Regions from separate parts of the Homo sapiens genome. Here region 2 is linked to region 1. Evidence: read pairs that join two places in POLR2A ChIA-PET (ENCODE). Cell type or tissue: Panc1. All regions are shown on one strand. Links, peaks and the distances in the headings refer to the core of each region. The heading gives the core; the rest is flanking DNA.

Region 1 (7,574 bases), core at 1,384-6,383:
AGGGATTGGAGGGAGGGAGTACAGTTAGGATCCTTCAGTAATCCAAGTGAGAAATGACAGCCTAGGCCAGAGGAAGAGTACTAGGGACAGATAAGAGGGAAGGAAAGGGAGAGAATGAGGGAGGCAGAGGTCCCAGGACCTGCAGGCGGGTTAGGAGGAGGGAAGGGAGGATGGAGTGTGGACGGCTGCTCGGATGCTGACTCTGCGTGTAGCTGGTGGTGCCATTCCCTTGGAGAACTAGAAGCAGCATGGGAGGGGAAGGTGAAATGCTCTGCAAAGCTGCCTGGAGTAGACGTGCAGGTTTGACGGTCTAAGTAACTGTCGGATTTGGAGTGAGAGGAGCCAATGGGAAGGGGTTTGTGGAGGCAAAACGGGGTTCTCAAGGCAATTAAGAAGGAATGGGCAGAGGCAAAAAGGGAAGCAGGATAAAGCCCAGCGAGGGTTTCATGGAGGACCCCACGGTCCACAGTATCCAGAGTGACAAAGCCTAGGTAAGAACTGGATGTGACCACGGAATGTGCCAATGCAGAATTTCTCCTGATTTTTAGAGCAAATGGAGCTGAAAAGCAAAGCTAGTGAGTATAAGCCAAAACTGGAGTTGAGGGAATGTTTATGATGTGAGAGAAGTGAGCTGTTTGATGCATACCTGGGGGAAGATCCAGGAGACGGGGAGAGGTTAAAGGTACAAGAGGGGCAGGTGAGGAGGATGGCGGGGGCAGGCAAAAGGAGCCATGAGCCAGAGCCCAAGTGTAAGGAACAGCTGTGGCCATAGGGGCAATAAGCCCGGGTCTGCCAGTGAGGGGACAGGGGCAGTGAGCACGGGTCTGCCAGTGAGGGGACAGGGGCAGTGAGCACGGGTCTGCCAGTGAAGGGGACAGGGGCAGTGAGTACGGGTCTGCCAGTGAAGGGGAGGCAGCCTCCATTTTCTAGTCTGTGAATCTGGAAAGCGATTTAGTGAAATGAATGATGGAGAAAAAGGAGACAGTGACAGAGAGGGAGGAAGCTGGTGGATGTTGAGGGTGAGACTGAGCGGCAAAGGGAGCTGGGTGGAAGCTCTGATGAGGCGATGCACAGAGGCCGTGGCGCTGTCTGTGGTAGTGCTGGTCCCACTTCTCTGTCTGAAGTAGGAACACTCCTTGCCCCCATCTACCTTCACAAGTAGTCAAGAGGTAACAGGTATGACATTGCCAGATGACGCTGGACATACAAACCACTGGACAAGCAGCAAGCCCAGCCACCTTAAGTTTGAAGCCTTGCCCAAGCTTTAATGTCATGCTAACCAGTTACCTTGTTAGAGCTGGGAAGCCACCTTTTGCTCAAAATGCAGACTTCTGCCTTTGAAAACACACCACACCTGATTTTAAGTGCTTAAAGGACAGAAAATGTCGTTGCTTTAAATTGTTGCTTTGTTCAGAGACATCTGGATTTGCTGTATCCATACAAGCAAAAGCTTTTCCAATTCCAGAATCAACCCACACTAATTTGTTATTGCCTCGTACTGTATTGGCCCAGCTGTAATCAACTCAGCAGGCTTTTGGTTGTAAATTCAAGTGGAAATTGAGTTGGTCTTATTTGTGCCCGTTGATATCTGAGGGCTGTGAGGAAGATGGCCAGTAGGTCAAAGGGAATAGTGTTGAAAAGCTGACCAGTACTGGGCAGGTGGCCGGCTGTCCCTCAGGCACCACAACGCCGAGCCACGGTAAGGGGCATGAGCCACATTTGCAGAATATAGCCAGAGTCCTTCCAGACCCTCCTGATTCGCGCCAGGAGGCATCCCAGGGCACACAAGTGTCAAGGGCCTACTCAGGTGCTTGGCAGAGCTCTCTGTGTGTTATTAACAGAAGAGGCTACGGCTTAGAGTGGAAAGGAGCATGTGATGGCTAGCGGTGGGCAGCCTGTGTACTCTGCCAAGTTTGGGTGGTCCAGGTCCCCACGATTTCTGTGTGGAGGGTTGTCCGGCATCTGGCCACTAGGGGGGCCGGTGGTTCTCACACACACGCAGCGGGGCTCCTTAGCACCTGGCTTATACAGCTTCCTGGGGACGCCAATCCAGTCTCTGCTCACACCTCCACTAAGGATAGACGGAAAGAGGACTTCTTAAATGTGAGAACTCATGAGTCTCTGGGAAGGGGAGAGCAGGAAGCAGAGAGCCAGGCCTTCTGAAAAGTAGAAGCCTACCAGAGTGTTTCCCAAGGCAGCAGGCTACAGCGCTCAGCCCCTGAGCCTTCATGCTCTCTCCTAACATCCTCCAGCTTCCCCTGCAGGGCCACCACCACCTTCCCCAGGCCAAGGGCACAGTCCATGGTTCCTTTCACTGTGCTCCCCAGCCCCTGCCCTGCCCCTTCTTAGGAGGCAGCACCACGTTCCTGCACTGGTGGCAACAGCTGTGAAAGGGCTTCCCCTGCTGGCCTGTGAGCTTCTCAGAAGCAGTGTCTGGGTGCGACTGTCCTCTTCCTTCCCCACTACAACCCAGCGCAGGTCAGGGTCTTCACCTTCTTCTCTGGGGCACTTGGCTGGGGGTGGGCAATTGGGCCCTGGCCCTTGGCCACCTGGGTCGGCCTTCTCTGGGAAGCCCTTGGCATAGAGTGTAGCTGCAAGCTGTCCTGTGCCCCACAGGTCCAGTCCTTGATGGCACTAGGCTTCAGACACGGAGGATTCAGCTGTGGCCCAACAACCTGAGCACCCTCCTATCTTGGGCAGGGGCCTTGCCCACCTCAGGGCACTGGGCTCAGTCTCTGATGGACTCAGAGGCCTTGCAAGAAAGAAACTGAGGTTCTTGGAACTGACGCCTCAGACAGCTTCCGGTGCCTGCTGTCAGAGAAACTGCCCCCAGCGAGAAAACATCCTACTTCTAGCTTACCAAGAACAAGGCTGTCACCCAAACGCCTCCCTCTTCTACCCAGCCTCCATCCCATCATTGGGGATCTGTACTCCACACCTTGTCCCTGCCTTCGGCACTTGTTCCTCTCAGTCTAATGGGACACACACAGGTGAACAGAAGACAACAAACTGAGCTGAGGCACAGGGATAGGGCCCCGCAGTTCACTAGGGTGGCCCTGGAAGGGTTTTGTGGGGAAGGCAGAGCCTGAACTACTCAGTCATGAAAGCAAGAAGAGGTTCAGGAGACACAGGGGAAGGCTGTGGGGAGGGAAAAGGAGGCAGGGCCCAAGGAAGCAAAGTCAAGCATCTGAACGCACGCAGGCCTCCTGGAGTCTCCTCCTCCTGGAGTCTCAGAGACCAGTGCTCTCTGAGGCTACCTGCATTCAGGCCTGTGTCACAGGAAGGCCCACGCCTATCTTAGCTTCTCTCCATAAAGTGAGCAGGCCAGGTTCTCACAGTCCCCTCTTTCTTGAGATGACACTGGAGAAGCTGTCTCTTCAAAGCTAGCGGCCAGGAAAGAAGGAGCTTTCCTTCCTGCTACCTTTGCCCTTGCTCCGCTCATTTAAGGCTGAGAACTCCGAATTTGCAGTGGTTTTTTTTGTTTGTTACTGTTTTTTTGTTATGTTGCCCAGGCTGGACTCCAACTCCTGAGCTCAAGCGACCTGCCTGCCTCAGTCTCCCAAGTAGCCAGGACCACAGGTGTGGCCCACAAGCCACCATGCCCGCCTCACCTGTTTTTAAGACAGCAGTTGAAGCCATCACTGCAGGTACCCTCCCCACCTCCTCGTCCCTCTCCTATAGATAGGCATGATTTGTGCTGTCAAACAGGAAACCAAAGCCCGTGGGTGGCTGAGCAGGCCAAAGAAAGCAAGAAATCCTGCTTGTGCCTTCTCATTCCCGGGTCAAGGTTGTGTCAGCAGGATCTTTGGAGAATTCGGAAAAAATAAAAAGATGCCCAGGCCTCAAGTCCAAGTCTCAACCCATTCAGTTGAGTGGAGTGAGGTCTGACCATCCGTAATTTCGGCAATTCCCCAGAAGATCTAATATGCAGCCAAAGTTGAGAATTATTATCAGTATTTTGAAAAAGCTCCCCAGGGTTAACAATCAATTCCTGAATTCACTGAATACTGCAGGCAGGATGGCCTAGGAGTTGGATTTGGGACAGGCAGAAAGGAGAAGAAGGGGAGCCTGCTTACCTCTTCTGGGAGCACCAGAGCCGGCTGCCCCTGGCTGAGCTCCACTCCGCGTTGCACGGCGGGAATGTCTGCTTCTCTTGCAGCTGTAGTTTGTTGGCCTCCAAGCCTCTGGTGATCGCAGCTTCTACCTGGGTCAGTGCCGGGGTGGGCAGCCCATCCTCTCCGTAGAACCGTCCTGTCACCCTCCCTGTGATGACAGGAAGGCAGATGTGAGTGAGAGTGAATACTCAGCTGCTGAGGCAGGTGTGGGAAGGCACAAGTTCCCAGGGTTTCTGACTTCAGTCCTGCTGGTGCGCGTTTAATAAGAACTTCTACTGCAGGCACTCCTGGTGCCTTGCACACCAACCTCTTAGCACCCTACAAGCCCCCACACAGCTGCATCCCTCTTCTAGCTGCAGAGCCCTTCAGCACAGAAACCATCAAACCTCTCTCACTTCCAGACAAGGCTTCCCTGAGGGCACAGCCATGTGTGATTCATTTCTCCATGCTTCCATGTGCTTGGAGCACACGCTGGGTATTCAATTAATGTTTGATGAATGAATGGCTTATTGGCTAACATTTTTTAAATGTTTATTATAATAGAGATGGGGTCTCACTCTGTTGACCAGGCTAGTCTTGAACTTCTGGGCTCAAGCAATCCTCCCACCTCAGCTTGTTGAGTAGATGGGGGTACAGGTGTAAGTCACACTGTGCCCGGCTTTAAAATGCCTGTCAGAATTTGTAAAAGTCTAAGCTATGGCAGCAGCCAGCAAGTGGTCCACCAGCCTATAGGCCAGAAGGAAAAACAGGTCAGTTCTCTCAGCCCAGGGTCCTAATGTAGCCCAGTCCTGAGGTGCAAATGCCCTTCAGAGGCAGCACCTGCCACAAGGCAAGAGAAGCAGAAAGGAAGCACTTGAGGGAGGTGCGACCGAAGAGGGAGCAACCCCTAAGAACTAGCTTTACCTTCGATTCTAGTGGCGCGTATGTTCAGCGCATCTGAGATTCAGCTCGTCTCCCAAGTCCAACGCCCTCCCTGACTTTCCCAAATCCGTGTTGCCTCTAGCCTGTGACCTGCATTAGGAGCCTGACTCCTCCTCCTCTACATCCACATCATACTCCCTTCCTTGCTGTCTGATCGGATCCATCAGAAAACCTCGTCAGTCCTACCTCTGAACAGATCCTGATTCTGTTCACTCCTTTCCATTCCCACTGCCATCACCCTCCTCCAAACCACGGACTGTGGCAGTGGCCTCCTAACTGCTCTCTGGTCAGCTCATGCCCTCCTAGAGTTCTCTGTCCATAAAACAACTAGGGGATCTTTTAAAAACATGAATCCTACCATGGCTCTCCGATGCCTGATTAAAACCCTTCAATGGCTTCTTAAAGCAGACAAAAATGCAAATTTCTTATCAAGGCCTCTAAGGCCCTGTAACCATTTAACTGATTTGCTTCTTCAGCCTCTTACAAGCTACGTCCCCCCTCGTTCACGGGGGGCTCCAGCACACTGGCTTCCTTTCTGTGTCTTGGCTGTGCTTCCCCACTCCCCACCTTCGCACCGCTCTTCCCTGACCCAGCACACTCTCCTCAGGTCTCGGTGTGGCTGCCTCCCACTCACCTGCCGGTCTCAGCTTAACGGTCATTTTCTCCAAGAAGCCACTCCTGAGCATGTGCTCTAAAGGAGCCAAAGCTCCCAAACGTATTACATCACAGTTTGATGCATGGTCCTATGTGGAGTTGTTCAATCTGTTTACTTGTCTATGATGGCTCTCTCTACTAGTGAGGCGCAGTACTCAGAACAGCTTAGCGCCAGGCGCAGCGGCTCACACCTGTAATCCCAGCACTTTGGGAGGCTGAGGCGGGCAGATCACTTGAGGTCAGGGGTTCGAGACCAGCCAGGCCAACATGGTGAAACCCTGTCTCTACTAAAAATACAAAAATTTGCTGGGCGTGGTGGTGCATGCCTGTAATCCCAGCTACCCAGGAGGCTGAGGCAGGAGAACTGCTTGAACCTAGAAGTTGGAGGTTGCAGTGAGCTGCAGTCGTGCCACTGCACTCCAGCCTGGGTGACAAAGCAAGACTCCATCTGAAAAAATATATAAATAAATAAAACAGCTTAGCATAGAGCATTCATTTTAAATACTTATTAGATGAATAAAGAAAGGAATCAGGGCCCGAGTCACAGGCCTGCAGTCTATGAGTTGGCCTGGCACAGAATTTCCCACTACGGGGGTTGGGGTGTCTGTGTTATATGGTGACAAGCCTGTCTTTGGTGAGTTTCTGACATGAGACCCAAAGAGAGGACAGTAGTAGCAGAGGCAACAGAGGAAGAGTTCTAGAATCTGTGTCATGAGAATGGTGATCACCAGTGGCTGCATCTCCAAGCCAATCCTGTATCCACAGCATAACCAAGGCCATCTTGTTTTCCCTTGAGGCCTGGCCATGTTGGCTGCCAAGATGGCTTCCTGGCTGTCCTCACTTCAGTATGTACCCTTACAATAAACCTTCATCCACTGATGTATCCTGAGGGTTTCTGGTAACCTGAAAGAGCCTAACATGGCCCCTATCCTACAGAATGAGCTAACAGGGGCAGGAACTGGACTCAATTCATCCCTGGTCCCCCTGAGGATGGAACCCGTAACTTATGAGTAGTAGGTATTCAATAAGATCCTGACATCAACTAAAATCCTTCTGAGGCATTTCCCGCCACATGCCCCACCCCATCCTCAACACATTATACATCATTCAAACAAGACCAGCTCACTTGTCACACCAAACGCATCCGAACACTTCCAGTGTGCTCCCAAATCTTAGTATGAAGTATTTGGCCTGGCATTCTTTGCCCATTTACAGGACTCTGTTCTTTTTTTTTTTTTTTTGAGACAGGGTCTCACTCCGTTGCCCAGGCTGGAATGCAGTGATGTGATCTCGGCTTATCGCAACCTCTGCCTTCCAGGTTCAAGTGATTCTCATGCTTCAGCCTCCTGAGTAGCTGGGATTACAGGTGTGTCCCACCACACCCAGCTAATTTTTTGTATTTATAGTAGAGACATGGTTTTGCCATGTTGGTCAGGCTGGTCTTGAACTCCTGACCTCAACTGATCCGACCACCTCAGCCTCCCAAAGTGCTGGGATTACAGGCATGAGCCACCGGTCTGGACTCCATTCTTATTCTTTTTCTTTTTTTTCTTTTTTTTTGAGACAGAGTCTCACTCAGCCACCCAGGCTGGAGTGTAGTGGTGCGATCTTGGCTCACTGCAACCTCCGTCTTCCAGGTTTAAGCAATTCTCCCGTCTCAGCCTCCTGAGTAGCTGGGATTACAGGCACCTGCCATCATGCCCGGCTAATTTTTGTATTTTAATAGAGACAGGGTTTCACCATGTTGGCCAGGCTGGTCTTGAACTCCTGACCTCAGGTGGTGATCCGCCCACCTCGGCCTCCCAAAGTGTTAGGATTACAGGTGTGAGAGACCACTCCTGGCTCTTATTCTTTTCTATTGGGTTTTCTTTTCTTTATTAACCC
Region 2 (5,000 bases), core at 1-5,000, 380 kb before region 1:
AGCCAACCCGAGACAGTGAGACAGTGTCCTCCAGGGAGTACCCAGAGACTTGGGCGCCCAGCTTCATTTGCCAGGTTGCGTCCAATATCCCCAAGGTCCGAGGCCCAGCTGAGCAGTGGTCCCTGCATACCAGGCCCTCGCGTGAGCCTCAAAGCCGGGACTGCCGCCCTGAGGCCTGGGCCACCTGCTCTCCGTATGGTCCAGGGTCTGTTGAGTCTTCAAAGCTGCAGATCGTGCTTTGCCCAGCAAGTTGTGTGGGAAAGTCCAGCCCCCTGGCCCTTCGTTCCAGGGAGGGCAGGGACTTGCCCAAGATCACATAAGCTGGTGGCAGGCCAGGCTCTCCCCGGACACCCACTTGGGGCTGTCTTCTTCCTTGGCCCCAGGGGCCCTGCGGCCCAAACCTAGGGCTGGGAACCTGTCCAACCGTGTGGCTCCAACACACACATCCTTCCAGGGTAACTGAGGACACAGCCTCTTCTTGATGCCAGGGCCACTCAGCAGGCCTGGGCCAGAGAGGGTGGGTGCCTAGCCGTGGATCACACAGAAAGCTTTGGGGCAGCCCAGCCGGTCCCGGACGCTGTAGGACACCTCCCAGACGAGGTGGGAGTGTGGGTTCTTCATTGTCCCAATGGCACCTGGGGAAAGGGGTGTCAGGTCAGCAGTGGGGCTTAGTGGGGCCTGTGCCAAGGCTGCCCTCCCTCCTTCCCTTTTCTTGCTGTTTGGAGACGCAAGCCTTCTCCTGGACCTGCAGCTGTGACCCTGGGTCTCGTGCTGCTGGGAAGCTATAACTCCCAGAGGGAAGGGCCAAGGAGTCAGGCCCTGGTACATCCAGGAGGATTTGGGAGAACAGAAGTCCGGACAGAGTGAGGAGTTCCTGGCCAGTCCTGGCCCTGATCTATGCGAGGCCCCACCCAGCCCTTGAAAGGAAGGAAAGGGGAGCTAATTTACTGGAAGGAGCAGCCTGCTGTCCCACCCATGGCTCCATCAGTAAATTCTGGCAACATCTTCAGAGACAAAGCCCAGAGTTGGTGGGATGTGCTGGGGTAGGAGGTGACTCTGGAGGAAAAGTGCTCCCTGTTGCCTAACCCTGGCCTTCCCCTTTCCTTAGGGAGCCCCCACGTGCCTCCCGGCCTGCACTCACCACCTCAGACTTTCACAGATGCGGGCGGCATCGCCAGCTGGTTCACCCTGGGGGAGAGACGGGCGGGGGTCAGGGTGGTGCATCAGCGGGGGCCGGGCCCGGGCACTGCTCTGGCACATCGTGTCGTGGGGGCCAGCTGACCGGAGGTGCTGGGCAGGGACCTCGTCAGCCCCAGGGGGAGATGGGAGAGCCCAGGGGTGGGGAGAGGAGAGAGAGAGGAGTAAAGAGGAAAGGAGAAAGAAGTCAGAAAGTAAGAGGAAGGGGAGGGGCCCCAGCTTTGAAAACCACTAAGTCCAGAGACAAACCCAAGTCTGGATCCACCAGACACCCCCGTGGCCTCCCACAGCTCCAGGCTGACCCTGGCACTGGGCCTCAGGGCTGGACCCCAGCAACCAGTGGGTGCACTGAGTGCATGGGAGGTCTGTACCCTCCCCGCCCCACCCCAGGGCAGGGCTCACGGTGGCTATCACGGTCCCTGCTTCCCGGCGGTGCAGCAGGGCCTCCCCTCCCCCCCACTCACTGCTGCTCAGCCCTGGCGCGGTCGCTGACGAAGAAGAGCGCAGTGGCGAGGAAGAACATGCCGCCCAGGACCACGACGAAAGGGCAGAGCATGAGCGCGTAGCCCAGGCTCAGGAACTCCCAGAGCGGGGAGTCCTTAGTGCTCTGGCGGATCAGGTCTGAGATCTGCGAGGATTTGGGGGTGGATGTCAGGGCAGAGCCCTCCTGCAGTCCCCCAGCCTGCCCTGGCCAGCCCCACCCCGGGGCTACTCACAAAGCCAATGAGGTAGGGGCTCCCGGCGTCCCCCAGCAGGTGGGAGGTGAAGCTCTGCAAGGCCACGGCAGTGGCGCGCCGCGTGGGGATGACCACGTACTGCGGAACAGGCGGGCAGGTCAGCGGCCAGAGGAGAAAGGCTCACGCGCTTGGCCCTGGCCCCGGGCCGTGGCACTTCTGAAGCCCCCACACCCTCAGACTCACTCCTGCCCTACGTCTTGACACCTCTCTCCCCTGGGCCCTGCCCTCCTCCCCACAGTCCCCTCTACTGCCCACCCCACCAGCCTGGCTGCTTCTCTCCTGCCAGTCACCCTTCTCCTCCCTGAGCCCCTCCCACCCACACACAGCTGCAGTCACCCTCACCCCAGGGGCTTCCACACCTCCAACCCAGACCACTGCGACCTGCCCCATACTGAAAGCGTCATTGGCCTCAAACCTGCTGTGCCCCCAGCACACCCCTCTGAAATTGGAATCTTCACCTCCCTCCCAGCTACATGCAGTTAAGGAATGATACTTTGGGGGTTGCCCAGGCGCCAGTCACTAGAGGCCATTAGCCCAGAGCCCTCCGAGCCTCGGAGTACCCGAGCCATCAGGAACGGCCATGCTGCTGCCTCTCCAGCGCGGCTCCTGCTCCATTCCTGAGACCAGGGTGCCTTGGCTTCTGCCCTTGGACCTGGGTCACGGGGACACTGAGGTCTAGAGAGGCACATGTTCCCGAGGGAACCTGAACCCCCGCCACAGCCATTTGTCCTCACCTCCCATCAAGCTAAAGACCCATCTTGGTTCCCCTCCCTGAGGACCAAGCCAGGCCTCGACTGGCCTGGGACAGGAGCTGGTGAGGCAGGCCCCTGCCTGCAAGAGCCTCCGCTCGCACCCGCGGGCACCCTCAGCACCAAATGCCGGCACTGCTGGGCCCCAGACCCCCATCAGACCAAGCAGGCCCCAACCTACAGGAGGTTGGCTTCAAAGCTGGGCAGGCCAGAGTCAGACAGGAGGGGCTGGGGTGGGGGCGGGACAGGCACAGCCAGCTCTGTGGGTGCCCAGGCAGCCCCTGTTCCCCGAGCTCCAGCTGCCTCGCCTCTTTGGAGTGCCAGCCTTAGTGGGCATTGTGTGCAAGCAACCAGCACCCACGGGGCACCCCGTTGCGGGAGAGGTGGGGGGCGGGTGGAAAAGGGCCTGAATCTGATGAAACGAGTGGCCCTGTTTCCAGCAGGAATAAACTGTTACACTTAATAAACCGGGACGCGATTTCCCCGGGACCCTGACCCTGCCGGCAGCTGTCAGGCGCTCCCTGGGGGTGGAGGCAGGAGAGGGGGTCCTGCCCAGCACCAAGAGCACTTAATCTGCACGGACTCCTCCCTTCACTCTGGGCCTGTGCAGTGACCCTGGCGCACCCCTGCCACCGCCTGGCTCCGTGCTGAGGCTCTGAACTGCGCCAGGCCTCCCCACCACCACCGCAGCCCATGGACTCGGGAGGACACAGAGCCACCCCAGGGGGAAGCGGATACGCCCGGAGGCTCAGGGTGGGGTAAGGCAGGCTTCCCGAAGTGCAGGGGCCGCAGTGCCTGGCACACTCATCTCCCGGGCTGTCCCATGCTGGGGCACCCAAACCCGGGCACCCTGAGAATCCACCCGAGTCCTTCCTCTCTGCCCCAGAGCCTGCCCTGACACCTCCCAGACACTCTCTCCTGTCCCCTCCTGACCCTGGCCAGGCTGACCCTTGGGCACAGGACCAAGTGTCACACTCACCCCTGCCACGCCCAGAGGGCCATGAACTCCTAGCTCCACTCCTGGCTCCTCCCAGGGTGCTCCCATCCCCACCCAGGGACACAAGCCCCTGCTGGCCGCTCAAGACAGCCCTTTGTCCCCAGCTGGCTGGGCTAGAGCCCATTGTTGGCCCTGTGAAGACAGCCTCTGTCCGCCCAGCCCCAGCCGCAGGCACGCCTGGGAGCCAGGCTGAGTAGAGAGGGCAGAGCCTATGGATGCTCAGACCCAGCGGGGGGAGGAGGGCGGGCAGGCAGCGCCACCTCAGTGCCAGCCTGGCACCGCCAGCCTCCCAGCCACTAACCTGAGCCTCGAGATGCCCCCTCCCCCTCAGTCTCCACATGGTGCTCTGTCTGCCTGCCCAACCCTGTTTTCCAGCCCTGGCCAGAGGCAGACCCCAAACTCTCTGATCCCCTCCCTGCCTCTGGGTTCACGTTCCTGGCAGGCCTGCCTTCCTACCAGCTCTCCCGCCCCTTCACCCGCCCTCCCCAGGCACCCCTGTGAGGTCAAGAGGCCTGGGTCAGCAGCACAAGGTGACCTCGGCCTGCCTGGCTCACCATGAGGATGTCTGCAGTGATGGCCCAGTTAGAAAACAGCAGCGTCTCCCCGACGAAGATACAGATCTGCCGGGGAGAAGGCAAAGCCACCATCAGCGGTCCCTCCATCCGCAGCAACCACAGTCTCTGTTCCCTACACACTGGCTGCTGGCAGGGAGCCCACAAAACCTCACACCCCTCCCGGGCCCACATCCATTCATGGGCTATCCAGAGACTTCAAGCCATGCCCACGGCCCTGAGGCACCCAGAGGCCCTGGACAGGCTGTGTGTGGCCAGGCTGGGGATGAGCAGGGGCAGCCAGAGAATAGGAGCCTCCCCGAGGGAAGGGAACATCCAGTAAGTCAGACCGAATGTCCTGTTCCAGACCCTCCCGCGGCCCAGGCCCAGCTCCCCCAGCACCCTTGACCCCCGCTGCACTCACATAGGCTCCTACGATGCTGCTCTTGGCAGCCACGAAGATCAGGCAGATGAAGATGGCAGAGCCCAGCATGCCCACGGCACACACCAGTGGGTCGGCCCGCTGGGTCTTCAGGCGGCACCAGCGCGTGGCTCCTGCCCCCGTGACCACGCCCAGAAATCCCGTAAAGCAGGTGATGGCCCCAAAGATGAGGCTGTGGGGACAGAGGATGGTGGCGCACGAGTTGAGGCGGCTCAGGGCTAAGGCTGAGGGGCTCTCCTGTCCGAGGTCCCTCACCAGCCCTGGGCCCACCCCGCGGGGCCCCACCTGTCCTTGGCCCCACAGGGCGGGCTGTTGCACGTCTCTGCT

Evidence for each region. Peaks named below come from ENCODE experiments on the same cell type or tissue, not always from the same donor. Only the 100,000 strongest peaks of a DNase experiment are listed, where the experiment ranks them.
Region 2: POLR2A ChIA-PET joins it to region 1 with 10 read pairs; 2 of 35 experiments call an interaction of 5 or more read pairs at or near these places.

What each region holds. Positions count from the first base shown.
Region 1 is chr17:4,151,363-4,158,936 of GRCh38, reverse strand. CYB5D2 (cytochrome b5 domain containing 2) reads right to left here. Exons shown (of 4, transcript NM_144611.4): 3 at 4,077-4,263; 4 at 1,240-2,071. The coding sequence ends at 1,855. It overlaps LOC124903898 (a long non-coding RNA gene), which reads left to right and starts at 2,744. Exons shown (of 3, transcript XR_007065581.1): 1 at 2,744-2,990; 2 at 3,513-3,647; 3 at 4,014-4,100. In Panc1, for the core only: no CTCF peak of the experiment used is centred there; no DNase peak of the experiment used is centred there; H3K27ac peaks cover 46 bases.
Region 2 is chr17:4,533,088-4,538,087 of GRCh38, reverse strand. SPNS2 (SPNS lysolipid transporter 2, sphingosine-1-phosphate) reads right to left here. Exons shown (of 13, transcript NM_001124758.3): 7 at 4,959-5,000; 8 at 4,656-4,845; 9 at 4,235-4,300; 10 at 1,914-2,012; 11 at 1,662-1,825; 12 at 1,142-1,188; 13 at 1-635. The coding sequence ends at 1,146. Among named protein-coding and RNA genes, the nearest start is that of MYBBP1A, 20 kb to the left of the region's middle. In Panc1, for the core only: no CTCF peak of the experiment used is centred there; no DNase peak of the experiment used is centred there; H3K27ac peaks cover 557 bases.